Linked DNA regions of Mus musculus: regions 1, 2, 3, 4 and 5 are each linked to region 6. A link is a loop called in an ENCODE intact Hi-C map of the cell type or tissue named here. Cell type or tissue: heart. All regions are shown on one strand. Links, peaks and the distances in the headings refer to the core of each region. The heading gives the core; the rest is flanking DNA.

The links. A loop is a pair of places that touch in the nucleus more often than their neighbours do. Peaks named below come from ENCODE experiments on the same cell type or tissue, not always from the same donor. Only the 100,000 strongest peaks of a DNase experiment are listed, where the experiment ranks them.
Region 1: it touches region 6 in a loop (2.1-fold over the local background); 2 of 42 quality-filtered maps call a loop at or near these places.
Region 2: it touches region 6 in a loop (2.2-fold over the local background); 2 of 42 quality-filtered maps call a loop at or near these places.
Region 3: it touches region 6 in a loop (4-fold over the local background); 27 of 42 quality-filtered maps call a loop at or near these places.
Region 4: a loop joins it to region 6, with 6 times the contacts of the local background. A loop is called at or near these places in 19 of 42 quality-filtered maps.
Region 5: it touches region 6 in a loop (5-fold over the local background); 34 of 42 quality-filtered maps call a loop at or near these places.

The regions. Positions count from the first base shown.
Region 1 is chr6:34,353,402-34,358,746 of GRCm38, forward strand. It overlaps Akr1b8 (aldo-keto reductase family 1, member B8), which reads left to right and starts at 745. Exons shown (of 10, transcript NM_008012.2): 1 at 745-895; 2 at 2,855-3,022; 3 at 4,060-4,176; 4 at 4,730-4,807. The coding sequence starts at 830. In heart, for the core only: a CTCF peak has its summit at 2,189; a DNase peak (open chromatin) is centred at 860; H3K4me3 peaks cover 1,655 bases; H3K27ac peaks cover 1,851 bases.
Region 2 is chr6:34,636,575-34,641,919 of GRCm38, forward strand. All of the region lies in intron 1 of Cald1 (caldesmon 1), which reads left to right. Among named protein-coding and RNA genes, the nearest start is that of Gm13861, 15 kb to the right of the region's middle. In heart, for the core only: a CTCF peak has its summit at 2,166; no DNase peak of the experiment used is centred there; H3K27ac peaks cover 1,250 bases.
Region 3 is chr6:34,289,923-34,295,267 of GRCm38, forward strand. No RefSeq gene overlaps it. Among named protein-coding and RNA genes, the nearest start is that of Akr1b3, 25 kb to the right of the region's middle. In heart, for the core only: a CTCF peak has its summit at 3,086 (motif pointing right); DNase peaks (open chromatin) are centred at 369 and 3,099; H3K27ac peaks cover 459 bases.
Region 4 is chr6:34,546,749-34,552,093 of GRCm38, forward strand. No RefSeq gene overlaps it. Among named protein-coding and RNA genes, the nearest start is that of Gm32942, 13 kb to the left of the region's middle. In heart, for the core only: a CTCF peak has its summit at 2,459 (motif pointing right); no DNase peak of the experiment used is centred there; H3K27ac peaks cover 1,169 bases.
Region 5 is chr6:34,508,812-34,514,156 of GRCm38, forward strand. It overlaps Gm52898 (a long non-coding RNA gene), which reads right to left and starts at 2,974. Exons shown (of 3, transcript XR_003956420.1): 1 at 2,832-2,974; 2 at 2,605-2,728; 3 at 1,523-1,696. In heart, for the core only: a CTCF peak has its summit at 2,786; no DNase peak of the experiment used is centred there; H3K27ac peaks cover 953 bases.
Region 6 is chr6:34,751,889-34,757,233 of GRCm38, forward strand. Cald1 (caldesmon 1) reads left to right here. Exons shown (of 14, transcript NM_001347100.1): 6 at 1,555-1,700; 7 at 3,746-4,010. Among named protein-coding and RNA genes, the nearest start is that of Gm38787, 22 kb to the left of the region's middle. In heart, for the core only: a CTCF peak has its summit at 2,820 (motif pointing left); a DNase peak (open chromatin) is centred at 2,793.

The DNA of each region.
Region 1 (5,345 bases), core at 238-5,237, 400 kb before region 6:
AGTGAAACAGAATATAATCACAAAAGTCTGGTTTTTAAATGTAAGCAAAAAAAATGTAAAAGCTCACTATAATTATACAGTTAGACAACTTGTCAAATTTCAAATTCAGAGAGAGGGGGGATAGAGAGAGAGAGAGGGAGAGGGAGAGAGAAAGAATATTATCAAAGAAAGGTCTTAGTGGTTAACAGGGGAAATTTGCTTTTCACAATCTTCCATCAATTAGATGAGTAAAACTTAAACAAACAAACAAACAAAAAGAGGGTCAGAAAACACTCTCTCCTCTCCCGTTCCCTCCCCTCTCTCCCCTCCCCCCTCCTCTGCAAGCGCCCCTGTCATTGATCTTTTGTGATCAGCAACAGTTAGCTCAAAATAATTTATGCAGCCTCCCATTTTGCCTCTGAAAACTTTTACTTGCCTCAACCTCATGGAATACCTACAGGCTCCACCGTTCTCCACACACTGTGGAAACCCATACATATTCTCCACACACTGTGGAAACCCAAACATAGCTAGCAATATAGCTCGAAGGATCTTTCACCCCATGCGCCTAAGGCTCATACACCTCTAAGTAGCTCTACAAAGTAATTTATATTCTGCATCAGGGAGATTTCCCTCTGGTTTATGACTAATCTTTACTCACACTCTTAAAAGCTTACAAAAGACTGGGATGAACTTCCGGTTCATTGCGGGAGGGGGGGCGGGGGCGGGAGGGGTCTGGGCGTGGCGCTTGCAGTAAGAGCCGGCCTCTTCATCCAGGACGTTAAAGCCTCCATCTGTCTCATTAACAAGGACACAGACATCTGCTCTCAGCAAGATTTTGGCAGCAACCATGGCCACGTTCGTGGAACTCAGTACCAAAGCCAAGATGCCCATTGTGGGCCTGGGCACCTGGAAGGTGAGTGCGCAGTCTTGGGCACCTGGTCTTGGCATTTCCTCTTCTTTTTATGACATCTACTGGGAGTTTGGAACCCTAGAGACAGAACACAAGTTGGTTTTGCCTTTTGTGCTGTTTCAGACCTCAAAGCTCTGACAGACTTTTTCCAGCAGAGATATCCCTGTGAAGTGTCAGGTTTCAAGTTTTCCCGAACTTGCCAGTTACCCTCTTAACAAGCTTTCTTCTGAACTCATGAGACACTTAAAGTTTTATAAGTTTTGGCTGGTTTGAAGCAGGGCAGTGGTGGTGCATGCCTTTAATCCCAGAAGTTGGGAGGTAGAGGCTGGCGAATTTCTGAATTTGAGGCCAGAGGCCAGCCTGGTCTACAGAGTGAGTTCCAGGACAGCCAGGGCTGAGTTATTCAGTGGCAGGACACCAAAAGCTCCAAATGACCTAGCTCTGTTTGGTGGGGGAAAGACTCTGCAGCTTGTGGCCTGGAAGCCTGGGGGAAAGGTGGAGTCTCAGACCCTAGCACAGGCTACTGGCACCTGCACCTTACCAAGACACTACACCATTTTCTGAGCACATCAAACTAAGCAGGAAGATGACAGAGCCTGAGCTCAGATCCTGCCTGGCAGTGTGCTCTCCTGGAAGAATGCTCCAAGGCCCTTCCCACTTCTGTTGAGACAAGTCTGACATTGTTCCATCTCCTAACTTTGTCCTTGGGTTTATTTCCTTTCGTGATAACAGGACAGTGGTCAGCTAGTTTCCAGGAGCTGTCTCTATTTGATTTCTGGCGACTGGGAGTTACACTTCAGTTTAGGCTGCCCTAGAACTTATTCTATAGCTTGGGTTGGCCTTGAACTTGCAATCCTCCGGCCTCAGCTTCTAGAGGTTATCACAGGTGTGAGCCACCTCCAGGAGGAGTTGTTTTTGGAGTCCGAGTCTCTTGTCCTGGTGGCTTAGCCTCTGTCTCTCGCTTAGCCTCTGTCTCTCGATCTTTGCACTGTCTTTTTCTTCTGATCATGGGACAGAGGTGGGGCCTCTCTTTGATTCAGCACTGGGTTTAAAACCTCGAATTTGCTCCAAATTAGACATTTCACTTTCTACCAAGCTGTCAAGCACTCTGACCAGAAGTAACCCACAGAAATCCAAAGATTAGACCGAGCGCTTGACAAGGGAGTTGTTGTCAAGATAAGGAGGTGGTATCATAGAGGGAGAGTCTGCTCTTATCTGAAGGAATGCTGGCAGGCAAGATTCTATTGGAAGGCCCAGGTACTTCTGAACCGCTAGGGGTCACTTCTGATCCCAGGGAAGCAGGCTATCTCTCTGGAGCTTTTCTGTGTTTGATGCTTAACCAAGATATTTCTAGATTTGGTGAAAGAAGAGTAGTTTTTTGTTCGGCTGGTTGTTTTGGTGATGAAAGGCTTTTTCGTATTTATGTTTTATTTTGGGGACAGCTATGTGCCCCAAGCTAGCCTCAAACTCAAAATCCTCCTGTTTCTCAAATACTGGGACTACATACACGGGCCACCATACCCAGTAGTTTGGCTTTCTGCTTTAAAAAAAAAAGTCGATTGTACTTCATTCCTGAGCACAGCTGCTGTGTGGTCAAGTCTGGATTTACCATAAGACAACCATTCTTCACATTCTTATCACGGTCTGGGGCTGAAGTCCTCTGGGTCACTGCAGAGTTAAGTCTGGCTTTCAGCAACTTGCAGTGGCAGGCATCTGTCACCCCAGAAACAAGAGCTCCTTTAAGACCGGGTACATTAGATGGAAACTGACTTTTATCTCCGATAGAACACGGGACGGGGGAACATTACGGTTTTCTTCTTGTTTTGAAAAGTTTGTTTTCTTCCCCAGTCCCTCACCCGCCAGCATTGCAGGGATTTGGCGAAATTGGGCTGTGTGGAGCCTGTTGAGGAAGGTTTTGGTATAAGAGTGTCCTTTGCAATGGCCTTTTCTATTGCCTTTCAGTCTCCCCCAAACCAAGTCAAAGAAGCTGTGAAGGCGGCCATTGACGCTGGGTATCGCCATATCGACTGCGCGTATGCCTATTGCAACGAGAATGAGGTGGGAGAAGCCATCCAAGAGAAGATCAAAGAGAAGGCTGTGCAGCGGGAGGACCTCTTCATTGTCAGCAAGGTACAATGGTCCACTTGGTGGATGAAACTTCAAAGCAGGTAGACTCTGGTCCATACCAAGAGCCCTCTCCAGCTTCTCCTAACCTTCCTTGTTCTCACTCTATCTTTGGGTGTAAATATCCATGCTCCAAGCCAGAACTGATGCCTCTGGCCAATCCTCCTACGTTAGTTTTCCCATAACAAGGATGGCTCCTTTGAGATTTGAATACTCTTGTTTTCATGCTTTCTGTCAGTGAGATCTTTTTGCCACTCAGATGCTAGGGTTGCCCTTAAGGGTGGGTCTTGGGGCAGGAGACATGGCTCAGAGGTTAAGAGTACTTACTGCTCTTGCAGCAGACCATAATTTGGTTCCTAGCACCAACATCGGGTATCTCTCAACTCTTATAACTTAAGTTCCAAGGATTCTGACACCCCTTTCTGGCCTCTACAGGCACCCACACACATAGTGTACATGAATACATTGAAATAATAAATCTTTCTTTTTTTTAAAGGGTGGGCCATACCACTCAGTACTGTGTTCTTACTGGCTATGTAGAAAGAGTATTTTTTTGTTGTTGTTGCATAGGAATATCTTTTTATCTCAATAAAAGTGAAATATAAAATGCTTTAAAAAGAAAGGAGAGGGGTGTATAGAATGAGGTGGTTGACTGGCTAGCACACTCTACCCACTTGGAAACTGCACCTGTTGGGAGACACAGACTCTGTATAGCATGGCCATTTAATTCCTTGTAATTCACCATTAGGGCCTGCTATCTTGGGGATATGGGACTATCCCACAAATAGCATCAGAATGCTAAGTGATCTAAGAAATACATCAGACGCTACAAGCATGGAAAAATATTATCACCCTTAACACTTAGGAAATGACCTGACTCACTGAGCCTTGAGTATCAGATCATGTATACTAATTAGCCAGTTTGGTTAAATATAAATAGTCTGTCCTGAGGCTAGATCAGACTGTAAACCTCTGAGCACATGGGTGAGTGTATCGTGACTCTCTTCCTCCATTTCCTAATCCCCCGCTGTCCTACTCTGCAGCTGTGGCCCACCTGCTTTGAGAAGAAACTGCTAAAGGAAGCCTTTCAGAAGACCCTCACGGATCTGAAGCTGGACTATTTGGACCTCTATCTTATTCACTGGCCACAGGGACTTCAGGTTTGAGCTGTTCTCTGTGCTTATCTATAGTTGCTGATTCAGGGCTTCGGGAGCAGAGGTGTGACCCTGTCAACTTCCTGCTGATTTTGTGTCCAGTGATGCTTTCTCAAGAGACATCTTAGGATGGTCTTGAGTATTGTATTCCAGGGTCCAGCCCTCCTCCTGCCAATCAAATCATGCCTAGGGAGTGGCTGAACCACGTATAAAGATGCTGGGAATCAGATCCTCGCCTAGTGGTCTTGAAATTAAAAGTCCCTCCAGGTTTATGTGGATCCAGATAATGCTGCATTAGTTTCCAAGGTGATGGAGACTCCTAATCATGTCTATGACATATCATAGCAGACTTGGAAACTGGTCTAGCAGTAACTTAGGACTCACCTAACCACAGTAGGGTGAGATAGAGATGTGTTGGAAGCTTGAGGTCTGCAAATGTGTCCCCCAGAGCCTGACCAGGCACTAAGCAGGTGTGGGTGCTGGATAGTTCACCGTCTTGGATCCCTGCTTCATAGAACCAGGCGCAACCAATGGGCATTTGCTTGTTTTGTGTTTACAGCCAGGAAAGGAGTTATTCCCCAAAGATGACCAAGGCAGAATCCTCACCAGTAAGACAACATTCTTGGAAGCCTGGGAGGTAGGTTCCAGCTTCTCCCGTGCAATCGCGACGGCCACTGTGGTAGGAGCAGGCCTGCGTGCCTTGTGTGTAATTCTGTCTCTGTTTTTCTCTAGTTCTTCTAACTCCCTCCTCACTGTGTTTGGATTTAGGGTTGGTTCATCTAGAATCATCTAATTTATTTATTTATGTATTTATGTATTTATGTATTTATTTATTTATTTATTTATTTGATACAGTGTCTCACTGTGTATCCCTGGCTAGCCTGGAGCTCACAGAGATCCATTGGACTCTGCCTCTCAGGTGCTGAGATTAAAATCATCTGTTTTTGAGCTGATGATTAGGACCTCAACTGAGACAGGAAATATAACAATGTTCATCAGTTTGTGGTAAATATACTAGTTTGAAACTAAGGGTAGGAACTTGGTACAGGGATGTTGCCTTGATTTGCTGAGTAGCCTAGGGAAAATGCTGCTGCTGATAATGATAATGATAATAATAATAATAATGATAGTTATTAAATTTGGGTTTTTAAGACAGGGTTTCTCTGCAGCCCTGA
Region 2 (5,345 bases), core at 73-5,072, 120 kb before region 6:
TTTTTATGATATTTGAGCTACACATATTCTCCTATATATTCAGAATTATACTCACCACATATTAACAAAACTTACTTCTGAACATGGATATAAGTAATTTTATAAATGGTCTTTGTGTTTTTTTAGATGTGTCTACATATTTTTGTAAAAAGAAATGGTGTTTACCCTAGCAATTAATTCTTGTAAAAGATATGAGAATGTTGCAGTGCACTGAACTCTCCTCCTGATTAAATGGGAATTATAGACTGCAGTTTATCCGCTGGATATTGCAGACCAAGCTCCAGAGCTGGCTGTATGGCACACACTGATTCTTTTTGGAAACACTGCCAGACTGCAGCCAACACTCTATTATCTTGAGCATACTCCCTGCTAAACTAAGAATCTGTGCTAAAAGCAAGTCAGAAGTGCTTGGTTTTTAGAATTTTCTATTTGATAAGGTACCATAGCTTTCTTTTCTAATGCTAGTGGCTCAGTCCCAAGTGTATTTACTTACACAGGGAAGTAGAGTTCTCTTTGTTTTATGGTGACAACCAGCGTTGTTGGTGAGTTATAAGGGGAAACGAGGATGGAGGGATACTTCCTAGAAGATTTAGAATCATGTTTCTGCACGTGAATTGATCAGGTAACTTGTCAAACCCGTTGCCCATCGGAGGACAAGTAACACAGATGGTGAACTGACCCAATTTTATTATGCAGTTGAAAGTCAAAACAGAAGTTTTTCAGAAGAAACTCGATGAAATGTAAAGTTATGTAAATATTGGGTAAATAATGTGAAAATATTAACTTTCCTAGCAGAGTCCCGGAATGTTGTATGCTAGTTCAGTACTTGTCGAATGTATGGGTAACTCTCACCGTAAATAATTTAAGACACTGAGACTTCCTTGTAAAAATATTCTGCGTTTCTGAGACATCGAGTTTTACCATTTCCTTTTCAAATCTTCCCACTTCCTGTCCCCAAACAATTTGTTCTACTTCGTTTGAAAAGAGGTTGGGAGGATTTCGCATTCCCCATACAACTCTATCCATGTTGTAAGGCCGTTGCCTGTTTGTCTATGCTCCTGACTGGATGGTAGTGGAGGCAGAAATTATGTCTTCTTTTCTCTTTGTTTGCCTGCCCCTCTCTGCAGACTGTAGTACTCTATGTATAGACTCTGAACTCAATACTTGTGGGATTGCCTCGAGTTGCAATTTGCTAAGTGAGTCCATAGAAAACTGACTCCCCCATGCATGACGCCACCCACTCCAACTCTCCCCTCATCCAGTGTCCTGCAAATGCCAGAGATGCTGGAAGCTTGAGGAAATTTTATTTTAGCCTCATCCTCTGATGGCTACACAGATATGCTCCCCAGAGGAAAGGCGTCTATGAGACTTGAACCAAGCAAGTAACTGGAGCCTGAAGAGCCCAGTAGGATCACTACAATATCTAGATACTGACATTCCCTGCATATGCACAGGCACCATTACAAATCCAGCCATTTGGATGTCTGATTCTGAAGAGCCAAACCCTGGGTGTCGTGCTGTCCACACGTCTGGTTGATTGCCTGCGAACTTTCCCCTTCCATTCCACATGGCCTCGGCAACAGATAAAGTGTGGAGCCTTTCCCACATTTTACATGGTGCTTGGTGGTGTAAAATTCAGCTTTTGTGCTGTTCTTTTCTCTCCCTCTCGCCACTGCCTGGATCTCATTAGAAACCATTAGTGATGTTATACTAAACCTATGGAATCCTAAACATGCTTTCAAAACCCCGTGGAATAAAGATGTCTCCTACCAAACCCAAAATGCAAGGGAACAGACAAAGTTACATTTCTTTAAGAAAGACTGACTCATTTCATAGTTTCCAAATTGTTTTGACTGAAGCTTCTCAAAATAAACTTTCTTCAAGAGGCAGCCTTTGATGTCTGGCTTTGGAAAAGAAAAATCATTTCTCAGAGATACATTTCAATTCTTTTTGGGGTGTTCATGTATTTCTTTTGTGCTGATTAACTTATTTTATTTCAACCAGCGAATGACATGATATTAAATAGCCATCTGACTAGGGAAGAAAAGTTATGTTTGAAGTGGTCTCAACTCCTACATAAACTGAACATAAAGAACAGGCCATGTGATTTAAAAAAAATTTTTAATTACCACAAAAATAGCATCTCCAGATCCTGCCAGAGGGGGGATTTGGTCTGTTAAAGATAACGCACAGTTTAAACGTCACCAAAGTGGAAGATTAGATCTAGAGTTAAGCTTCCTAGTGAGACTTGTGATTCATTTGCTATTTCCTGGCTTAGGCAACATTTTTAATTTTTCACAGTCTCAAGCCTTAATCCTGGAAGGGTAATTCAAGTGTGAGAGCTCACAGACAGCAATTTGTTTGGAGTGGCAATTTGCCATGGGCTTGCCTCTGGGTCCTTTTGTATTCTTGCAGCAAGGGGAGTTAGAGGTAGCCATTCATTAAGTCCAGGTCTGCACAAGACCACTGAAACAAAGGATTTTTCAATCAAATTATTTTTTTTTCTTAAGCATTAACTAGCTTTTTTGTCGACAGATTCTTGTTAAAAAGATATCATTTATTTCTAGTCAAACAACTATAAGTGAAATTACATAATTGAGCAACCTTTTTTTCTTCTTTGTTTTAAAAGTAAGAATTCCCCTTAGACAGGCAGAAGAGAAGATGAAGACCCCAAAATCTAGTCATAACCATGCTGCTTATCTGTTGCTAACCAAGCTTCTTAACTTCACCCAATTTCAATTTCTTCATCTACAAATGGAGGGGGGAAAAATCCCAGCTCCCTGTGACTCATTGGAATACCAAGGAGGAGATGCTGTGACTTTTATCCCATAATATCTGTGAATTTCTCTCATCTCTAGTCTTGGTTTCTTTCCCCTCCCACTAGAGTGGTAACTGGTCAACGACAACTTGAGAGAGCATCTGACCCTCATTCTACTAACATGCTAAAAAAAAAAAATTAGACTCTGAGATCTGTATCCCTGGGTCAGATCTAAAGTGGAGGTGAAGAAGTGACCATTGCTGAAGTTAATGTTATTTTCCCTGAGATTTTAAAGCCCCACTTGTCCAACTTTCCTATCACCACCTTAAAAATGCCTTTAGATTCTTCCAGAACTTGTGTGTGTTTGAAGCCTGGTACCAGCATTTAAAATACCATGTGCCAAGTGTTTAATATATACAATGAGAAAAGCGTTCTTCTGTTGTTTGACCTGAAACTATCACTGCAAAACCCCAAGGTTTAAAGGAAGAGGGTAGGAGTGGGTACCAGAGAGACAAGTTTCAGAGAGAAGGCGGGGGGACTCCAGGAGGAGATGATCTAGCTCCAGCTCCCTCATTCTAGAAGTTGCTCTGGACATAGTCTGTGCTCCTGCTGAAGCAAATCTGCTTCATTAAACTGTTAAGTTTGCTAGAAGTTTCCATTTGGATTTACTCCCTCAGAGGATTTATTCTAAGACATGACTACAGTGCCTAGGGTTTTTAAGTGGCCACAGAATATCTTAAGACTTGAAGAGGAATGGGGAAATTTGTATTTTCTCTGTCTGTAAAGGTATTTTCATAATATAACCTTTATATTTACAGGAAAAAAAATTTTCAGAAAAAAATTAGTTTCCTTTTCATTGAGAGCTGCTATTAGTTTCCACAATTTACAAAAATGCATTTGCTTATGCAATGAAGGTACAGATTATTAACCATACAACAATCCAAGGTCATTTTATACTCAAACTCGCCCTGGCCCTTCCTACAGATTAATCTCGGAAGTGATTTATTGGTCATTAATAGCTCAGAGTTTAGACACAAGGGTCAGAGTTCAGGGTGCTGCAACCAAGAGGGAACTCCTTTCCGAAAGAGCTGGGGAGGAATCAATGTGCACGTGTGGATCTCATGAGCACTGCGCGATCTCTTTCTCCACAGTTTCACTCTTACCACCCCAAGTTGGGTATCAGACATCCGCAAACCTAACTCTGAGCCTCCGGCTAAGCCGCATTGCCTTCTGTATTCCCCCAACTTTCAATAACTATTGTCTGCTCCAGAGTGAAGAGTGTAGACATGACATCCAGGGTCCCTGCTCCTTCCAGCTCCCACCCCCTGAATACAGCTCACCCGAACCTGGCTGGGTTTCTCTGCAAATGGTTTTGCTCTTTTGCGCATCAGAAACAGCCTCACTCCTCTGATCATGCCCTGGACTTTAGCTCTCTGAGCCTCACCCTTTCTTCTGGGGGCTTTCCTAAGTACTGAGATCTACCTAGTCAGAAGTTAGCTGAGACTGCCGGATCCATTCTTCAGCCTTTAACATTGGAAAAGACTGAGGCAAGCTGAGAGTTTGTGCCTTGCCCAAGATTATGTGGCTAGTTAGTAGAAGCACCAGGACTTAAAATTGAGGTGACCCCACGTTCTCTCCATACATAGCAACTGTTGCCTGAACCATCCAAGTAGCAGATGTTTTCCTCTGATGATATTCATAAATAAGCAACCTGAGATGCCCGAGCTCTCCTGGGATGGCTCTTTCATTTCAGATGCAAATAAAAATGGTGGCTGGGCCACCACCTCAATGTTTCTAAGTCCCTAAGAAAGTACTGAGATGTCTCATGGCTTCCAGTCACTTCCTAGTCCAAATTCCTGTCACCTTCCTCACAGTTCTCAGTTTTATCCTAAGCTCAGAAAAATACTTTTTCTTCATTCCTACAAAGCCACTGCTGTTGACAGATTTTGATGGATGGCTTGCAGTGATCAAGGGATGGAGCAACCCAGCCCAGACTGGATCAGAGCTTAAAATTAGTTACTTCAGTTCTTTACCTTACTTCTTTCCAAGATGATTTGTGGGGTAGCTGGAGCCATCCATCCTCACAACCCAGCATAAGGTCAAAGTGTTCACTGTGCATATTTCATTTTGAAAATTACTATGGCATCAGCGTGCAGAACGCCTTGAAGTTGGGCAGAGGGTAGACACAGAAAATGAGCATTTGATGACATGGCCGAGCCTTTTCCTGCCAGGCACCACGCTGCCCGTTCCCTCACTCAACTGTCACCGCCGCCATCCAAGGCAGGTCTTTTCCACCTCTCTTTTAGACTCTCAGCTAGCAAGTGACAGGTCCAGGATTCAAACTTGGAACTCTGAGACCCTAACATCCCCAAAGTGCCCTGAATAGTCAGATGACTATGCCAATGGTCTTCATAGATGAATGCTCAGGAAAGACAGGAACAAGATGGAGAAAGGAAGCCTTTGACCAATGCAGCCCAGAGGGAATCTTCCAACTTGGGGATGCTCAGTTGTATCTGTGGTGAGAGGGGTGGTATTTCAGAATACACTGAGGTTTCAAATCTCCTAGAGGTACGGAGGTATGAGGAAT
Region 3 (5,345 bases), core at 224-5,223, 460 kb before region 6:
GATGTAAATTTCTCAGCCTGCACTTTTCCTTTTTATATAGAATTATCTCTCTTTCTTTCTCACAGCTTCAATTTTTCATGCAGTCAACCCCAGCCATCCCTTCTAACGTTCCTGTCTAGTTTCCATTGAAAACAGAAATTCATCTTGTTTCCACCAAGGTGATAAATGATCGAGCCCGTGTTTTGTACACTCAGTTCTTACCAAGGCATTCTCTCAACACCCTACGAACTAGAACTTGACAACAGCTCAGCAAAACGCAAACGAAGAGGTGAGGCACAGATGCTACTATGAAGCCAGTACATGGAGCGCCTGGGGAAGCTGAGCGCATGCGCCCCAAGCCTCACTTCCAGTCATTGGCTTCCGTGGTGTCAGCAAAATGGTCTGCGGTGCAAATGCCGACCGAGCAAACATTGTAATAACGCTGAGTTGACTACAGCGAGAGATGGGAGGAAGCAATGTTATAAATTTCAGGGCCCATTCAGAACCCAGAATGAGACACGAGAGTTGAGTTCTGGGACAAAATTATCATAGCCGAGACTGCTGAGGTGATGATGCGCATCTAATAATTTTTGTTTATTGAAGAAAACCTCATCCTTCTCTCCATCATCTGTGGGGACGATCCTGCTCTTGGCTTCCTGAGGTCATCATGGCACACAAGCTGGCCCACAGTGAGTGCTACTCTGGTATTTGTCAGTCTACGCCATGGTCATTTCTTCTGAACTGATTCGTTTGTATTAGCTGGATTTGCCACTGTGCTTGGATTCTAGGAGACCATCTATAGCAACAGCTGCGGACTTGCGGTGAAGTTTTATTCTGGTCCTTACAGGTCACTTTTGCTGTCCTGGTATTTTGCATGTATTTCTTCGGTTTGGGAAAGCTGAGTGGGATGGCCAGAGGTCCCTGTTTAGTCCTGCTATCCCAGTGTAGTTAATGTTGGTGCCTTCGTTTCATAGTTAAAAATATGCTCGATGCAAAGATAAGCCATATGGCCAGTCTATTTGGAGAGCAGCAATCCTCCAACCTGTGGTTACTCTCGTGGGAGCTTTGTCAGAGACCCAAAGCTTCAGAGGACGGTGGCTTTGTTATTGTCTCTGTGTGTGAGCTATGAGGGCTGTGACGACTTTCTTTTAATAATCCAAGGAGTCCTTCTAGGAATATTTCATGTATGTACAATTAGAAGAATACAGTTACATCATCTTGAAAGTCTGCTATCAAAATATTGAGAAAATGCAGAGTGTGGTAATAAATATGTTTTTATTAATGATCAAATAACAGATCTGGTGACAATCTTTAAAACTATGGTAATTTCAAAATGGTGATGAGCCTCTGTAGCACTTGATGAAATTTGTAACAGCAGCACACATGGTAACAACTAGGATCCCCTCTCCCTCCCTCCTTCCCTCCCTCCCTCCTTCCCTCCCTCCCTCCTTCCTTCCCTCCCTCCCTCCCTCCCTTAATGCATTTATTATCAAGGATATTGTAGCTAAATGGTGTTGTAAAAGAGAATCATTTTATAATGATTTGTGTTAGTTACTTCTCTGTTGCTGTGATAAAGCCCCATGACCCAACGCAATCCATGGAAGGAATTTATTTCAACTGTAGAAGGATACAAATCCATCATGGTGGGAAGGCACGGTAGCAAGGGGCCGTCGTGACACCAAGACAAGGCAGCTAAGAGCCTCCATCTTGAACCACAAGTTATGCAGAGAGAGTAAACTGAAGTAGGGCAAGTCTATGAACTCTCAAGGCCCGCCTCAGTGGTATCTCTCCTTCAGCAGGGCTACATCGCCTAAACAGCCCCAAACAGCACCACCAACTGGGGACCAAGTATTCTAAACATGTACGTTTAAGACTGTGAACACGACAGTGTAGGGGGGTCCTTGGGTAAGCAAGAGTGAAGAATGCCGTTGAAGAGCGAGTATTAGTTTGGTATTTCAAATGTGCCCATCAACAGGGAGAGAGTACAGATAAACATGTTTTTGTAAGCCTCAGTTTTCTTCTTTGGAGATGGGTGAACCCAGATCACTGCTGAGATTTTAGTAACGTAAGGAAATCAGTGGATCTGATCCAAACTCTAAAGGGTCCCCCTAACCCAGTAGTGGGGATTTGGGTCCTAGGAATATTGACTAAATGCCTTAGAGAGCTCAGAGGCTTGTAGGGTGGGGTGGAGACAGAATAGAAGCTCTAGTAAAAGAGCAGAAACCCAGAAAAGAAGGGAGACCTCAGGAATAGGCCAATGAGCCAGGTGAAGAGGAGGCGGAGGCCATCCGAGTCCCAGGCTGGCAAGAGAAAAAGGAAACAGCAGACACTGCAGAGAGGGGTGAGCAGCTCAGGAGAGGCAGGCGGCAAGCAGAAGAGTTAGTAACAACACAGGCACCAAGAGAGGGAATGCCTGTGTGGTTTGAGGTTTTTATTTTACAAGATATTTCTGGAAAGCCCCAGAGAGGAAAGGTAATATAAGAGGGTTATTACCAGCTGTGGTTTCCATTAGTGAAAAGGTCATGTGATCACTTCTCTTCCTATTTTACATCCACCGTCAAATCTCATTCCCCTCCAGTCAGTATGGACAAATCTGTTGAATTCTATCTGGTTTCAATATCGCTGCATAAGTGTGAGGCAGGCATAAAGGGAGCAAACGACACAAGGATGTAAAGGGAAAGGACCGGGGTGCTCATGAATTTGGTTTCTGGACACAAGAGAAGGGGGAGATGATATATGGGGTCATTAGCAGGTGGATTGTTGGGAATAGCAAGGCATGACTGGCCTGCCATGTCTGTCAACTGGGGCAAGCTGTGCGACACACACCCTGTAGGGATCATGTATTTACACAGTGGCTCGGAACACGGAGCTTGCTGTGTCTGCACCTCCTTCCCTCCTCCTCAAACTGCATGCATTCTGTATACGTTAAGAGTGGTTCTTGTTTGGTGGGAGCAACGCTACCTCCCTCACAAACTCTCGGTGAGGGTTGGAGGTGGTGTATACCAAGGGCTTAGTGTTGTACCCGCTCCTTCTGTTAGTGGCTTAGACAGTGGTACTGCCAGGAAGGGTCTCTCCACGTACAATCACTAAAACAGAAGTGTTGATCCAGCTTAGCCAGCAGAGGGAGGCACACACCGTGCTATAAGCTTAGGAGGCTAGGAGGTGGTAAGCATGGACGGAAACGGCCTTTGTCTCACACAGCCTGAGCAGGAGGAACAAGGCTCCCGTCTGCCTTTGCTTGGCTTTGGCTTGGCTTTGGCCTTGTAAAGGGTGCTCAGCCCAAGTGCTTGACTTAAACCCACTTAGACCACAGAGGCACTGTCAGGTGAGTTCTGATGAAACAGGCAGGCCAGGGAGCAGACAGGAACCAGAGAGAGGGCAATGTATGTACTCCACCCTATCCAAGAGGAATTTAGTCACGTACATGGACAGAGGAGAAGCTGGGTCAAGGAAGATTTCAGCAGCATAGAGTAGAGGCCAGGCCCTTTGTGCTGCCTAATTGCCTTCGTGTGAATGGGAATATCACCTCCCTGCAGTCTATAAAATATGCAATCCTTTCCTGTCCTCTGTCACCATCAGGCGGTTATCACCTCATGTTTCCCTGCAGGCAAGACTTTGCGAAGACTGCTCTCTACGGGCACACAGAGAAAGTAGCCTCTCTACTGTAAAGTGGAAAGGTAAGAAGTTATAGGCACAGACATCTTAGCCCATCTCTTCTACTTTCCTCCAGAGAAATCCAGGAAGTGAGATGCAATTGAATAGGACATAGGAACAATGTGCACGAAATAGGTACGTTCATTATCTTTCGTAGGACTCATTCCCCTCTTTCTAAAGGAAAATGCCACCAGCTTCCAGATGATGCCTGAGGAGTCCCTTCTAGATTGTCATGCGAGAGATGGAGTAATCTTTCCATGCTTTTCAGTGTGCGGAAGGAAGTTGGCCACATAACTAGGTCTCCATACTCAACACCCACTGATCATTACCCAAGTGCAGGAAGTAAGCAGAGAGTCCTGAGGCATCCAACTTTGTTTTTCGTGGAAGACTTTTTTTTTTTCCTTAAACACCTTTTAAGAGTCAGAACCTGAAGGTGGTGAGATGGCTCAGTGGGTAAAGGTACTCGCCTCCAAGCCTGATGACTTGAGTTCGATCCCCAGAGCCCACACAGTCAAAGAAGGGAACCAGAATTGACTTTCATAAGTTGTCTTCTGACCACCACATGCTCGCTGTGTCATGTGTGTGTACACACATGCAAACACACGCACACATAAAATAAATAGTAAAAAAACCAGAGCTGGCTCTTTAAGCTCTCACCTTTCCTACTCTCATCTCTAGCCCTCCTTCTCTCTCTCTCCCTCCCCATCTCTCTCCACGTGGCCATGGCCAGCCTCTGTCTTTCTACCTGCTCTCTTTCCCCCTGCCTTTCTACAATAAAGCTCTAAAACCACTAAGAGAGAGAGAGAGAAAGAGAGAGAGAGAGAGAAATATCCAGAGCTGGGCATGGTACACTTTTAATCTCAGCACTTTGGAGGCAGAGACAGGAGAGGCTCTGAATTCAAGGCTAGCCTGGTCTACAAAGCAAGTTCCCAGCTGTCAGGGCTACATAGAGAGACCCTGTCAAAAAACAAACAAACAAACAAACAAACAAACAGGAATCAGAACCCCCTTTGTAATGAGTTGGTGTATAATTAAACAGAGTAATCAAGAAGGACTTACTTTGTCGGATTGAGATTGGGGATGGGAAGGGAAGAGAAAACCCACGCATTTTCCTCACTGCTCCCCAAATTAGAGAGGAGGCCTCCGGCTCCCTTGTGGTTTCCCATTGGAAGATGAAACGGTGGGTCTGTAGTCCAGACTGTTCCACTAATTGATGATGAGTATCCAAAATGATGTGCTCAGGACTAAGAGGATATCAGTATAGGTGATTATAGGTGAGTGTCTTAGTGTATTTTCCTGTTGCTGTGACAACAATTTAAGAGAGAGAAGGTTTATTCTGATTCACAGTTCTGGGTTAGACCATCATGGCAGAGAATCAAGGAAGGGGTCTGAAACTTGAAGCAGCTGGTCCCATTACATTCACAGTCAGAAGGGACTAGTGGATATATGGATGTCGCCTGCTGCTCAGCCCCTCTCTCCACACTTACACAGCCCAGGATCCCCTCAGGGAATGGTGCTACCCACAGTGGATGGGTCTTCCCACACCAACTAATAACCAAGATCACACACACACACACACACACACACACACACACACACACACACACGCGCGCGCGCGCGCACGCGCGCGCGCGCGCGAGAATGCTGGACTCAAGTCCATAGGCTAAGCTCTAGTCTTCGGTGACTCAGTTAAATAACCACTCAGACCAGCT
Region 4 (5,345 bases), core at 275-5,274, 210 kb before region 6:
CAATACTGTCTGCAATGAAAACAGTATCATTAAACTAACTCAGTCCAGCCAGGGGCAGTAGTTGATTGCTAACATTAGCTGTCACCTAACATTCTGGGCATCAAGCATGACTGTATGAGACCACAGCAGACTGACCATAATAAATTAATTGACCTACCTTGTCATGTCACACACACACACACACACACACACACACACACACATATATATAACATGCTGAATATATATGTATACACACACATATATATGTGTGTGTGTGTGTGTGTGTGTGTGTGTGTGTGTGTATTCTCCTACATCTTATGTTAGCTTTCTGTGAAAACACACTTAAGTATAAACAACTTAAAAGGAGACAGATTTATTTTGGGTTATGTTTTCAATCCATGATTGTTTTCTCTGCTGTGTTCATGGCAGCACATCATGATGGCAGAGAGAGAGAGAGAGAGAGAGAGAGAGAGAGAGATCTCAATATTCCTTATAAGAACATGACCTAACTTTTTATACTAGACAGACCCCACCACTCTTAAAGGTCATACCTCCACTACCGCCCCTTAATAGCAGCATAAATTGACAATCAACCCTTTAACACATGGGGTAACATTTGAGTTCCAAACTCTAACATTTGCATAGTTATAACAAGGAACAAGTGAGGTCACATATGTAAAGTTCATTTAGAACATGCTGAGTTTCTGTATATAGGCCTGAGCTTTTAATATTTTAGGAAAATTTTATCTTATGATCCATTAAGGGTCAAGATGGCTTGGGGTCTTTCATTGGTCCTCTTGTAGTGATATTAAGTTAGAAGTAAGATGGTGAGCTCTCAAAACCAGTATACTTGAAACCTATTGTCTTAGTTTTCCATTGCTGTGATAAAAAACATGACTGTCTTAGGGGTTTTATTGCTGTGAAGAGACATCATGAAAACAGCATCTCTTTCAAGGAAAGCATTTACTTGAAGCTGGCTTACAGTTTCAGAGGTTTAGTCTATCATGGCAGAAAGCATGGTAGCATACAGGCAGACATGGTGCTGGAGAAGGACCTGAGAGTTCTACATCTTGATCTGTAGGCCAATCCTATGAAGACATTTTCTCTATTAATAAAGTCCTTTTCCCCAAATGACTCTAGCTAGTGTCAAGGTGACATAAAACTAACAAACATCCCCCCATACACACACACACACACACACACACACACACACACACACACACACACACACACATTTCCCATTTGATTCATTAACAATGTTTAGAAAACTGCAAGCTCAAACCAGTACTAAACCTCATGTATGGTCTGTATAAAGACCCTTAGACCGGAACAGCATTGTCTCGTGGGTGACGGGAGGCATATTTGGAGATATTTTTGAAAGTTCTAACTTTGGGGATAGGGTTGAGCCATGTTATTGGCACATGATGGGTGGAGGCTAGGGCTGATGCTGACCATTCAACCATGCAAGCGATGCTCCAAAGCCTCAATCATGCTGTGGGTGAGCCAGCCCAATTTAGAGATAGTAAACTCATTTGGGAAACAGAAAGATCCTCTTAGTGTCTGTGTCCTACTAGTTGTTAAATCTGAGAAAAGCTGTGAAAGAGCAGGCACTCAAGGGGGTCTACAGACCTTTTAACATCAAGCTGCTGCTATGAGTTCAGATGAGCATGCCTGCCTTTTGGACAAAACCAGTAGATCTGTGGCCTCTTGAATGCCAAAACTACGCCCAGGGCTTGCTCTGTAGTAACAGAGAGAATGTGTCCATAAAAGGGATGGGCATCGCTGCCAGAGGGATTCCCTTCAAGGGTTTCCCTTGTGAGCCTGAAAAATCACTGGGAAATAGCTGGGCCAGCCAGCCGCTGAGTTCCAGCTGCTCGCCATAGCATGTTTAGATTTCCCCCAGGGTGAGAGTGAAGAGGCTGCAGGGAAGGCGGCTCTTTAGCCCTAAAAAGGCCTTGTTTAGGAACCATCTGCTCATTTCTTGGATAGGAGGACCGGCATTGCTGGGAAAGGCCGTAGAGAAAGGGACTTGGGATGCGCACCCAGGAAGTCAGGAATGTAGTCGCATGGGGGGTTGGGCTCATCAGGAGGAAGGGCTAGCTCCAGCTCCCAGAGCTGCACGGTGACTCTGTGGCCTTGCACGAAGAAAGGAAAATAACTGTAAGGACTGCACACCTACTGCAGGCCTGGGTTAATGTTAGTGCTACGTATGCAGTACAAGTTTGCTTTATTTTTATGGTAACGTGTTGAAGTGACTTGGTTAAATCATGCTGTCGGCAGCTCTCTAAATCAGCCTCAGCTGACTCCAGGGACCATGATTTTCTTCTGTACAATACTGCCTCCCCAGATCCTCAGGCCCTCTATGCCTCAGTTTCCCTCCTTGTTAAATGGACATAGCCAGGTGCCAAAGGAGGAAGGGCAAAAAAAGAAAATTGAAAGCTCTGTGATGCTTCAGCATGAAGGTGTGCCTGGCCTCCAGGGGGCGCTCAACATGCTGGCTTTCTCACCTTTCCCCTTCTCTGCCTGGATGGATGGTTCTGAGGACATTTATCAGTCACCACACATAGAGAAGTATCAATATATCTATAGTCAGGATCTTGTGGTCACCCAGGCTTCTGGCTTCTGTATCCTTCTGTCTGCAGTTCCAGCAAATCTTGGGGGTTAAGGACGCAGCTGAACCCCCACCCCCGGGCCTCCCTTTTCGAGGATGAGGTTAGGTTTTTCTGTTTGTTGTCCTGGTCTGGGTGCCAGGTGGATGACCCTCTCCGGCTTTGCCTGAGACCCTGAATCTAATCTTTCTTTTGTTGGGTGGAATCTTACCTTAGTCCAATATTTTTTGAACCTCACTAAAGACGTTGACAGTCATCTCCTCAGTTCCTCTCTCCTCCGTGGAACTAATCCGTAGGTTTAGCCCAGCTCTTTTCATGCTACACACTGCCGGGAGGATGCAAACTCTGTTCTGAATAAGGGGTGACTTTGCCTCGTTTGCAATTTGTACCTACATCTCAGGAACATTTTCAAAATGAGTGAGTTATGTCAAATTTTCATTATTCCTGTTTCCTGACCAGGTATGATATCAGTACCCACCCAAACCTCTAGATTCTGCAGTGCTCCTATTTCTAACAGTTGGTGCCCAGTGTATGTGGATCCTCTGTGCTCTGGTCTCATCCAACAAAATGTTAACAGACACAAAAGGCTCACCTTGTTTCCAAGTGCAAGGAATATCCAATCCTAACCCCTGGAACCTGTAAATGTTATCCCCAGCCCCAATAATGGTTGTAATTGTCTTAAGAACCCCAAGATGAGCCCATCCTGGGATATCTAGGTGGATTATCTAGAATATAGTCTTGGGAGTCTTTGAAAGAGGCAGACAGAAAGTGATCAGACCCACAAAGAAACAGGGACAGAGACTGGAGTCATCTGCCTGAGGAGTACCAGGTGAGACCAGTGGCTGCTCGAGGTGAGAGCCAGGTTCTCTTTCAGAATAACGTTTTGTATTTTTACCTCTTTGTTTAAAATAAGCTGATTGTAGTTTCTCTTTGCCAACAACTTGCCTGTTATTTGGTTTTAAATAAGATAAGACAACTTAACAGGAGGACTAAGACACTAAAACTCGATCTGCTCATCCACCTGGCCTCAAAGGGACGAGTGGGTGGCTAGTGGGTGGCTGGTGGGTGGCTAGTGGGTGGCTAGTGGGTGGCTGGTGGGTGGCTAGTGGGTGGCTAGTGAATGACTAGTGGGTGGCTAGTGGGTGACTGGTAGGTGACTAGTGGGTGGCTAGTGGGTGACTAGTGGGTGGGTAGTATATTCTGTGTGGACACAGTGGGAGGAACTATTAGTTTACGTCCTTGGGTGGAGCCACAGAGCCTGAGCTCTCGTTACATCACACAGAGTAGCAAGCACATCTAAAACTGTAGACATTGTTTGCTTCCAGAAATCCTTTTGATAAATGTTCAGACAGCACTGGCCACAAATATTAAAAATGTCAGAAAGCAGAGAAATGGCTGACAAAGGGATTAGTGTGCAATTAGCAAAAGCAAACTCCACACACTAACTACCCTGTGGCTTAAACTTCTGAAAATCCAGTGTAAGACCCTTAGATTGGTAGTAAATCGTGTCTTAAAATGTCCTTCTCCCCTGCCCATGTCTTTTGAAGAAACACAGAAACAGCTGTGTGGATTCGTCTATAACATTTTGGCCTTAGTCATCTTTCAGAATGAAAAAAGGCTAAGTTTTAGCCACTGGTTACCATAACTAAGAATGTTCTAAGCTATAAAATAGTAAAATAAAAGGTGATTTTAGGGTTAAAGTCAACTTTCAGTTTACATGAGTCGTAAGATTTCACTTACCAGACAGGACAACCTAAGACACACCTTTACCAGCAACATTCCTTCCCTCAAACATTCTACCACCTCTCAGAACAGCTCTCCCAGCTAGGAATAAAGTTTTCAATCTTATGATGAACCTGTGGGGGGATTTTTCACCCCGCCCCCAAATATAATCTTCATATATGCGCTCTTCCTGTCTGCCCTGAGTCTTGGCTCCAACTCTCCTGGTTCTTTTTTTTTTTCTCTCCCAGTTCTTTCTACCTCTATCTTTGTCTCTGTTTCACTCTGACTCTCCTCCTTACTGGATCTAGAGCCCTACAGTCATTCTCCTACTTCCGATTAGCCCACAAGTGCACCCAGGACCTTAGCAAAGACTGTGTTGATATTCTCTTCCATCGAAACACTGAAGTTTAATACTTAATGTGAGAGTACTAAGTGTGGGGGCTCTGCCCTCACGAATGGGATTATAATGCTTATAAAAGAAGCTGTAGGGTATCTTTTGCCATAGAGAACATATAGAGATGCTTCTAAGAATAATAAGCCCTGCCTGGACACCGCCCTGCTTCCTCCCATGATGATAACAGACTAAACCTCTAAAACTGTAAGCCAGCCACAGTGAAATGTTTTCCTTTGTATGAGTTGCTTTGGTCATGGTATCTTGACACAGCAATGAAACCCTAACTCAGATATTTATGAATGGACCAGTTTAAAGTATTTAATTAAGATGTTTGTGAAGGAACCCATTTAAGGTATTTATAGCAGCTGAACTAAGACAGCCTCTACCTCTGTCTCAACTCCCTCCTCTGCTCCACTTCCCTGGAATTTTTATTTCCACGAGCTCTTTCCTTTAGCCTCCGCTGTGTAGCATGGATCTTTGAAGTGGACGGGACTCCAGAGTGAGTGTGTGTCCTGGCTGTCTGTCTCTACCACTGTCATGACCGAGGGAAGACCTGAGAGCTCATATTACCTGTCTCAGCTAGCTTAAAGGGGAAATCAATAAAATTGATTTTATTGTTGATAAGCCTGGTTCTGAAG
Region 5 (5,345 bases), core at 85-5,084, 240 kb before region 6:
GACATTTTAAGAATAACCAGTGACACCATAGATTTTAAAGAGAGGAACAGAATGCTACAATTTTCTAAAATGTAAAAATAATTGCCAGGAGGAAACACTTGATACATACAGCTTTGTGTTGAGTTCAGTCCTGAAATGTGCTTTATTGTATGAAGTGGGCAGACGAAGGCAGCTGGGTTCTTTCTCTTTTGTCGTGAACCCAGTCCTCGGTAGATAACGGAGATAGAAAGCCTTAACCTTTATTAATTGGGTATAGCTTATACACTCAGGCTGGTGAGATAGCTCTGGCAGGAAAGGCGCTTACTGCTAAGTCTGGGGGTGGCATGGCTGGCAGAGAGAACCAGCCCCCCAAAGTTCTGTTCTCTTCCACATGCATGCTGTGGCACATGTGCACACACACGTGCACACACATGTGCACACACATGTGCACACACACACTAAAAAATATAACAATAGCTGGATTGTCTTGTCACTTTTTTCGCCTTTGAAGCTACAGCTATGTAGCAGACCAAACTAGCTTATCTGCTGATGTAACTCATCAGAAATATGATAAACACTGACATCTTTTAGTTGACTAATAATGACATTTCTTTCCTGATGCAAATATTTTTATATTTTTTTCTCCATAGTATCTTGAAGTGATGTGACTTCTTGATGCTACTTTGTGGCACCTAAATTCTATTTAATCTGCACTCCCTACATCAGGCACCTCTCAGATGTCCCTTCTGTCACTCAGCTCAGTGTCCTAGTCAGCTTGAATCTAGCTGACTAGGAAACAGCCATCATTCCTGGTGCCGAGACCTCTGAGCATCAGTGGCCTGAAATGGAGGCACCTCATTGCCTGCGACAGAAGCCAAGAGTGTTCTGCCAGATGCTGTGTGTGTTCATGTGTGCCAAGGCCTTCTCATAGCCAGAAAACACTTTTTTTTTTTTTTGTAGTCAATAATTGCCTCTGCTCTTATGGTCTTTCCATCTCCTCTTTTGTGATTTTTAACCCTTGAGAGGAAGGGAAGATCGCACATGCCTAACTGTAGTACACAGAGCAGTCAAGCTATTTCAGATCTGGAAGTTTATTCCCACTGGCTTAGCTTTCATAGTGATATAAGGCGCTATGCTCATTATGGGGGTGAGAAAAAAAATAACAGTTTTACCCAGCTGTGAACCCTGAAAGCTACAGCAACATTTTGCCTGGCAAAATATGCCCACTGGAGCAACCCTGGTACAAATGTTATAAAGGTAACCAACCACTTTCTGACCGGATGCCAGGCCCACTCTAGAATATGTAACCCATGCCTGGCACCATTAACTGATCCAAGAACCCATGGCTGGGTAGAGCATAGGTTCTGAGGAGAACATACTCACAAATAGTATGTCAAGTATACATAGTTTTAACCCACCCCCAGTGTTCAGTACTTAACTTTGTGCACATAGGTTGATGATCAGCCCTCATCAAATAAGCTGCTTTTTGCAATAGATGGCTATTAATAGAGAAACCCACAGTGAACCAATGTATAGAATGAGAGACTGAGAAGTACTCAACATTTTTATTAAATTTATACAGGGATACATGCGTGCCACGGTGCATGTAACATTGGGGACTGGGTTCTCTCCTTTTATGGTGTGAGTTCCAAGAATCAAGCTGGGGTTATCAGGCTTCAAACAGGCCACTGGGCTTGGTGGCAGATACCGTCACCTGCTGAGATATCATGAAGACCTCAATGCATTCATCGGTTTAGATCAGAATCCTCACAATTCATTTACTTCCCCAAAGCCCCATCTTTTAAAAAAAATCCTTGATTTCCTTTTTATTTCGTATCTTTTAATTAATTTAAATAATTTAGTATATTCAGATATAATTTGTAAGTATGTAAATTCAACCTGTTGAGTTCGTGTTTACTGTGGCCTGCATGTACCTGATTTCAGGCTAACCACTTGGTGTGTAACCAATCAGAGGACCTATTTTCCCTTGGCAGTGATCAGTTGCCTGGAGTTCTTAGTCTTGGGTTGGGGCCCCATCAGATTTCCCACATTGTTAGCATAATCATTGGTATTGTCATTATTCACCAAAGCCCTATCTTAACAAAGGTAAGTTGGGGGAGGGGGGCATTTCACATCCAAACTGTAACATCTAAGCATTCTCACTTTGAAAACTGGAGTTTACGAAAATGAATTCATTTTCTTGAGATGTGACGTCAGTGTACATCCAAAGTACCAAAGAACCAGCCCCCAAAAGAAGGAGCCATTCACGAGCAACCCTGCTGGTGCTTAGCCAGGATTCTAAATGGCTACTCTCCTCAAGAAGAAGCCACCACAGCCGAAGAAGCTGCTGCCCAATTTACTTAAGAAGTTTCTATGAATGGAGTAGTAGAGTCCGCCACTCAATTGAGAAGGGAACATCTGCCCAGTTGCCTCACTTGGCACCTCCTTGAGGGAAATCTCCACTGGAAGCCTTATTGAACTAGGTGGGCTGTCAGATGAAGCTAGAATTTTTATCAGTCAATCTACTATTTCACACTGATAAGATTAAGAAGCAGCTGAGATTGGACCTTGGCAAATATCAGCAGTGCACTAGAGGGGGGAAGCTAACACAAGTTCTGTACTCACAATCGAGGCCATTGATCTGTCCTGACAGACTGTGCCCAGAGTTCCCCCAGCAGCCTCTAGCTGTAGGCTCGCTACTTGCTGTCTGTTTCTGAAGAATCCTGGATCCTGACTCTGATAGCAGAGCCTATGTACAGCATGAAGAGGGCTTGTTAATTTTTATTTCTGCACATGGACACTGGGGGTCAGTATTTATTCACAAATGCATCTATATTTGCCTCTAACCCTACCTTGAGCAATCTGCTATAACTGGTCATGTGCTACAGGGAGGCCTGGAATTCCTCTGTGTGATTTCTTCCTGTGGTCCTGTAGCTGGAGAGCTCTGCCTACATAACCATAAACATAAATAGAAGCACTGGATCCCCAAGGGACTTCACCCTGGGAAAGAGGCAGGTTTAAATCTAATATATAAACTAATATCAAGTCCTTCCTGGTTTCTGGAGACTTATCTGGTATCATTGACCATATCAGGGTGTTCACCCAGCCTCCTGGCCACCATCCCTGTCTTCTCTTGATTAATTGTGGTGTCATCTCTACTCACAATTTTATTCCTTCTCCATATCTATTGCTGCTCTTAAAGCCCTCATCTCCCCCAGAGGTACTTCAGCTTCTCTCGCCTCAACTTCTTTTACTCTTCTCCAGACAGGTGTCAGGGTGACATTTCCCAAGTCTTGCTCCACAGAGGCTCATGCAGACTCCCAGAAGGGTTAGTATCCTTCCAGGCTCTCCTCTCCATCACTCACCTCTCCCTGTCTCAGTTGCTGCCTCCTGTCTGCTCATCCTTCAGGACTGATTAGGCAAAAAACCAAACAATTTTCCATTTGTAATGAAGATAAACAGACCAAATGATGTGGGTGAGAAACTTTTGTGAATGCAAAATATTGATGCATAGTAATTATTTTAAATGTTGCTAGGAATCTTGCGCTATACAAGAAAGCATTATTCCTTTAAAACTCTAAAAAGTTAGGCAGCCCCGTGGTTCGCTCTCAGAAGCTCACTTGTTTGCTTGCTTGTCTCTTTGGCTGGCTGGCAAGGGAAGTGAATGAATCCATGTCTGGATTCAAAAGTTTCGAGAGTGTGTACACACACACACACACACACACACACACAGAGAGAGAGAGAGAGAGAGAGAGAGAGAGAGAGAGAGAGAGAGAGAGCGCCCTTAGAATTCCCAGGATTAAAAAAAAAAAAAAAAAAAAAGCCGGCGTGGTGGCACACGCCTTTAATCCCAGCACTTGGGAGGCAGAGGCAAGCAGATTTCTGAGTTCGAGGTCTACAAAGTGAGTTCCAGGACAGCCAAGGCTACACAGAGAAACCCTGTCTCGAAAAAACAAAAAACAAAAACAAACCCAAAAAACAAAGAATTCCCAGGGTTCATTCCCCTCCAGTGTGGGTTGGTTTTTAAGGTTTTTCTTACAACCAGCCCTTGATCTTTAACCTGTCTAGACTTTAGTTGCTTATCATCTATGCAGAAATGATCCCCTTGCTGCTGGTACATAAGAGAGCAAAGGAGGCCTCATGTGTAATCAGCTCAGAGGATTTCCCCTCAGGCAGCTGCTATAATGCCATAAAACCAGAGACCTGCCATGATGTCATTCAAATTACAGAGTATATAACAATAGAAGTATCTTGTGAGCAGAAGGAATTCTCAAGTTTTGCCCTAGTAAGCACCATTTCATTTATTTCTATATACATGTTTCACATGGATACATTCTTAACTCATATTCCATACTGTGTTCTTTTATTTATCCAAAGTATTTCTCCATGCTTCAGAGTTTTAGCCAAGCGAACTGTACATCTGAATGCTGTTCTATTGTTTGGATAGAACGTAAAATGTCCCGGAGGCTGTACTTGAAGTTTTTTCTATAATAAATAACAACAGCATTTGGGAGGCAGAGATAGGTGGATCTCTGGGAGTTTGAGGCCAGCCTGGTCTACAGAGAGATTCCAGGACAGCCAGAGAAATCCTGTCTCAAAATGCCACAAAACAAAACTAAAAGATACTAAAGCCAACAAGTGGTGAAATTCTCTGAAGAGAGTTCAGACCTTCTAAACCTTATGTGATCTTGATGTGTGCTTGTACGTACACTTGGCTGAAGAAATAGTATCTAGGCAGTAACTCCAAGACAAAAAGTGCTTAAGAACAAGATAAGTCTGGGCATTCAATCCCTAACATTGCAAAATCAAAACAAAACCAGATAATAGAATCCAGAGAGATGGTCCTGGGGGTAAAAGCCCCTGGCTTGCAAGCCCCATGACCTGGGTTCAATGCTTGGACTCTACACAAAGAAGGGAGGAGAAAATCTGTTTTCCAAAGGTCTTCTCTGATCTCCACAGTGTGTGTATATGCATTCACACATCCACACACACACAGTCATGAACACACATAAAATAATAAAGTTTATTTTAAATTTTCAAAGGAGATAATTGTTAAAATCAAGACTGTTTGGCCAGGTGTGGTGGCACACACCTTTACTCTCAGCACTCAGTATAGGGAGAGGCAGGTAGATATCTCCGAGTTCGAGGTCAGCTTGGTCTACTTAGTGAGTTCTAGGACAGCCAGAACTATGTAGAGACCTTGCTTTAAAGAAATCAGGGTAGTTTGGGCACGGTAATGAGTCTGACCGGCATGAGATGGGATGGATTGGAGAAATCCAAAGCAAACTGAGCACGGAAGACAGGCCAGGTTTTCTCAGTAGAGGAGAGGCCAGGTAGCCCAAACCCTTTCGCTAACAGGGAGAGTC
Region 6 (5,345 bases), core at 191-5,190:
GACAGCCACCAAGCATTCTACTCTCTACACTGCTCTACAGGGCCCAAGCCTCCTTCTCTCACTCATAATCATCCAGGGGCCAAGAGGACAATAAGATGGTGGGATGTGGAAAGTGATCACTTCATCTCACTATATCTTGATGAGATTCCCAGAGAAACTGGGTTGGTAACAGCCCTAGAATCAAACGGCCTCCTTGGTCGAAGACAAATCTGCCAGAGAGGACATGGCGGCAGCATTGCAGCTCCCCCTCTTTAGCATCCAAAGGAGAAAATAACTTTCAGACAAACGCAAGTCATCATGATTACATTAAGAATGCTTCTAAGAAAGCTTTGCCTGAGAATATGAGTAGACTGCCCACATGTCCCTTAGTATACATGGACACCCATGTATATCCCGCCTTGTAGGGAAATCAAAGTCTTAACTCACTGGAGCAGTGTTGGTGAGTAGTCCATCCATGGTGATTTAATACCATTTAAGGAAGATTATCAGGCAAAGGGCTATAAAAGGTAGTCCGTAACACTGCCATTCTACCTTGTAAAACATGCCTTTTAGGAGTAAATGTCCAGAGGGTGTCAAGAGTCGCTGGAAAGCAATGAGTGGTCAGGTAAAGAGAGACAGTTATGGACATCCTAGAAGCCTTGTTTTCTCATGGTCTACCTTTCCTCTTCCAAATATTTCTGCTGAGCACTAGCTCTTTACGACTATCTCAGAACAGTGGCGGTCACTCTCTCCTGCTCATGTTTTAAGAATGGATGAGATAGTAATCTGAACTCTCTGCCCATCTCAAAAGCCATTTTGAAATAATGTGTCTTATCTACCACGAAGAATTTACCACACAACAACCACAAAAATACTTAGGTCCACTTTCCCTCCAGATAGCCTTTCTTCTGTTATCTGCAATGATCACAAACCCACTTCTGGAGGTCTAAATCTTTCCTGCCAATGGATATCAATCAGTGTGTACACTAGAACTATCCCTGTCCCCTGCTAATTTTAGTGATTTATGTGGCTTCAGACACGGTTCTAAAAGTTAGGTTTTATTACCTCCTTGGGACACCATTCAAATTTGACCAAAGCACCAGAAATGGCAGATCTGGACCACCTGCTGGCTTTCCTCTTACTTCTTCCTTATTAGGCTTTGATCAAAGATGCTCCCTTTAGCTAAGAAGAAACTTGGCCAAGCTACATTGCCACTCTTCCATCAAAATGACCTGTAAGTGTTCTTCCTAGTGGGAACTGCAAGCAACTAATCTTAGGTGGAGTTCCCAGGACTAGATAGCTTCTAAAAACAGCAACAGTGCTGCCCCCACAAATGAAAACCCCAGTGAGATCAGCAGAGGATCTTGACTTTCTAACGTTACAGTCTAAGTCTGTCTCACAGGCCAAAGAGCCATGACTTACTCTCTATTGATCTTCTTGATTTTGTTTCTATATCATGTTCTGGATGGTTGCTCTACCTCAAATCTAATGACTTCCTTAAAAGTCATTAAAAACAGCTAAAACCTAGTACGATGTTTATAGTTATCTCTCTTCTTGATATGTATCCTTGGTTAGATCAAAGATGAGAAGATTAAAAAGGACAAAGAGCCCAAAGAAGAAGTCAAGAGCTTCTTGGATAGAAAGAAAGGATTTACAGAAGTGAAGGCGCAGAATGGAGAATTCATGACCCACAAACTTAAACAAACCGAGAATGCTTTCAGGTAAGGCGTGACTATCTAAGAATCTCCGCATACGTGGGAGGGAGAATGGGTCTCTTCATCATGTGCCTCTGGACAGAAAGGAGCTAAGCAGATGGCATTCTTCTGTTTGGAGGTCATTGGCCATTGACTTAAAGATACCCTGTCACTGACAGTAGACCAGCACTCATTGCTCAACCACAGCTTAATTCTCTTCTATTTCCTTTTTCTTTTTCTTTTTTTTTTAATAGCGAGAACTATAATGCTTAGTGCCCATGTTTTAACCTAATACACTTACGTGGTACCAGTGGATTAAGAAATATCATAACTGGGATTAATATCATTGGTTCATGCCTTGTGTGTATGGTTCAGACTATTTCCTACAAACCTTCCTCTGTTCGTTTTTATAAAGGTTGTAAGTGAGTATTAGTCTGTGGTCCAAAAACTTGGGGCACATTAGATTAAGGCAAATCACAGCTCATTACCATAGGATGTTAAGAGCCCTCTGGAAATTTGCAAGGGAACCAAGGGGGACACCTGTTTTTACTTTCCCATTTTTTTTGAACTGTATACACACATACATACATACACATGCACACACAAGAGAGAGAGAGAGGGAGAGAGAGAGAGAGAGACTTAACAGATTACCAGCTGAGCTAAAAGCAAGCTGTATGCCTTGTGTCTGATTTGCCTTAAATCTACAAAAGCAAAAGGCATGACAGGACTTTCCGGAAGGTATTACCATATACCACCCTATGTTGTAAGCCTACCAGCCTGTACAGGTAGAGGCAGAATAGCCAGTCTTACTCCTGTTTGGGCGAAAGTTGACTTGATTCTTAGTTTTGTTTTATTTTTAATTTTGTTCAAAAGTAACATTTATTCCAGACATTTTTCCATGTATGGAATACTCACGATAGATAGACACACAGGATCAGACAATATACATATAACTTAATGTAATCAGAAATGTATATTTTAAATTGGCCTTGCACTATGCACGACCGTGCTGTGTAGCCAGCTTTCCATCCCAGGGAATCTAAGCCTGCACTTCCTGATGTGAAGTTTGCCTCTGCCTGACTGGTTGTACCAGAGTCTCAGGACAGACACTTTGATTATATAAAGACCGAGCGACACCTAGTGGATCCCAGAGATGAGTCCATTTTCTCATCCACACCTCATGATCTTAGAAAGAGCAAAAACTAGTGTACCAAAACTGCAAAGAGCCTCACTGAGAGGAGTCACAGGCTTGGGACCCTGTAGCACTGAGAGAGCAATGCAGGTTTGTAAGAAACCCTTTAACCTCGTTCGAGTTCAAAATGAGAGTTCCTCTTTAACCATCAAGAACCTAGATGAAATATGTTTATACTTTATAGCCTCAGCTCAAGTAAACACACTGACTTTATATCATGACCCTTACCCACACACACAAAAATATATATATATGTACATACACATACACATTACAGCTAAAAAAAAAAAAGTTGTTTCAAAATATGGTACTATATTTTTCTCTACACAATGCACTTCATTTTTTCCCACTTTTTAAATCTACTAAATTGATGATTTTTTTTACCTGAAACCTGAAAGGCCTATCTTAGAGGAGGCATTATATTCCAAAGTGTCCAAAGCATGAGGTGTATAGTCAAGATGAGCTCTGTACACTGAACCCTCAATCCCCTTCTTGTTTTAATTCTCTAGCTCCGTAGCCAGAAGCTTTGTGCCATCCATCACACAGAGTAAATGTTAAACAGCGGGGCTTCATCTGTCCCTGTCGAAGGTGTCTGGGGTGGGATTCCTGTGTTGGACTCACTATGAGTTAAGAAGTGTTTAAATGGAAGTCAGTATTGCACAGATATGGGATTTTTTTTTTCCACATTAGGTGCACCATTTTTACTTTGCCCTAGAAGAGAGTATTTATATTCCACGAAGATCCCCCAACCACCCCCCAGGACTGGTGTGCGGATCAGGTGCCTGGCTTTAGCACCTGCAGGCATACACCCGCCCCCTTCCTTCCAACGGGGGCTGCAAGACAGAACCAAGTAACTGCCTTTCCTTTCCTCCTCCCTCAGCCCCAGCCGTTCAGGAGGCCGGGCCAGTGGGGACAAGGAAGCTGAAGGTGCCCCACAAGTGGAAGCCGGCAAGAGGCTGGAGGAGCTGCGCCGACGCCGCGGGGAGACGGAGAACGAAGAGTTTGAAAAACTCAAACAGAAGCAACAGGAGGCAGCCTTGGAGCTGGAAGAGCTGAAGAAAAAGAGGGAAGAGAGAAGGAAGGTCCTGGAGGAAGAGGAGCAGAGAAGAAAGCAGGAGGAGGCTGATCGAAAAGCTAGGGAGGAGGTAAGGGCTGCGTGGCCCGGCCGGGGGAAACCTGCCTGCCCCCACGTCCTTAAGTGCATGGCTCACGACCTTGTAGCCTAAAGAGGACCAGCCCCTCAAGGAAGCTCCCTGCTGCTCTTCGGAGTATGGACTCTGGGGCAGTAACAAACCTGGTAGTTCCGTCAGTAGAGTGCTCATTCCAGCATGCACAAAGAAGACTCTGGGTTCAATCCAGAGCAGTGCATATACCCAAGTGATGGAGTACTTCTACAATCCTCGGGAGGTGGGGAAGAATCAGGAGTTCAGGGTGGTCCTCACTACACATCGAGCTCAAGGCTAGCCTGAGTTACAGGAGACCCTGCCACACAATAACATAACAACAACAACAACAATAATAGTAATAATAATAATTTATTATGATGATAAACTTAGCATGTACTGGCATGTTTCTGAACCTTGAGTACTTGTGTCTCCATTTTCCTAGATGAAGAAACTGAGGCACAGGGGAGTTGTGTGAAATTTTCCCACTTAGCCTATTTTTCTCTATAACCTCTCAATAAAGAACAGTGGGAAATCTGAGAAAGATGAAAAGTCTACAGCCTACCACAGAGCCAAGCTAGGAAGCAGGGTGGGTGTGGCGGGTGTGTGCCTGGCCTAGCACTGGAAGACTGAGGCTTCAATCTTGAGTTCCAGGTTAGTCTGGGCTCTATAGTAAGTTCCAGTCTGGCCTGGGTTACACAGAGAAACTCTGCCTGCAGGCAAAATCAAACACAAAGAGACAGAAAAGAAAAGCAGCTGTTCCATGATGTCCAATAATTGAAGTCTTCATAGAAATGTTATAGATGATTGTATGTGTGTGTGTATGTGTGTTATGCATATATGTGCGTGTACCTGTGTATGGTGGTCAAAGGACAACTTTGTGGAGTTGATTTTCTCCTTGCTCATTTAATGTGGGTTTCAAGAATCATATTCAGGTCTCCAGGCTCCTACCACAAACCTTACTGCTGAGCCATCTTTCTGGCCCTAAAGTTTCTCCAAGCAGACCAGACCCAACTGCTGTATACCAGGACCCAACCTGGGACTTGCTGTGCCACCCGAGCCCTGTCACAGTTGACAGATGCATTTGTTCCATTCTTAACACGGAACAGATCAAGTCCAAGGAAGGAAACTTGGCCTCAGCACATGAGAAATATGCTCCATCAGCCTCAGCCTAGATGGCTATGGTTTACAGAGTACATTTTTCCCCCTTCATCCTGGGGTACATTCTCATTTTATGGGGAAAGGAGCCAGGAATCTAATCATTAGAGTGACTTGTTTGAAGATGTTTAATGGAGTAAGCATGGAGGTCCTGCTTCT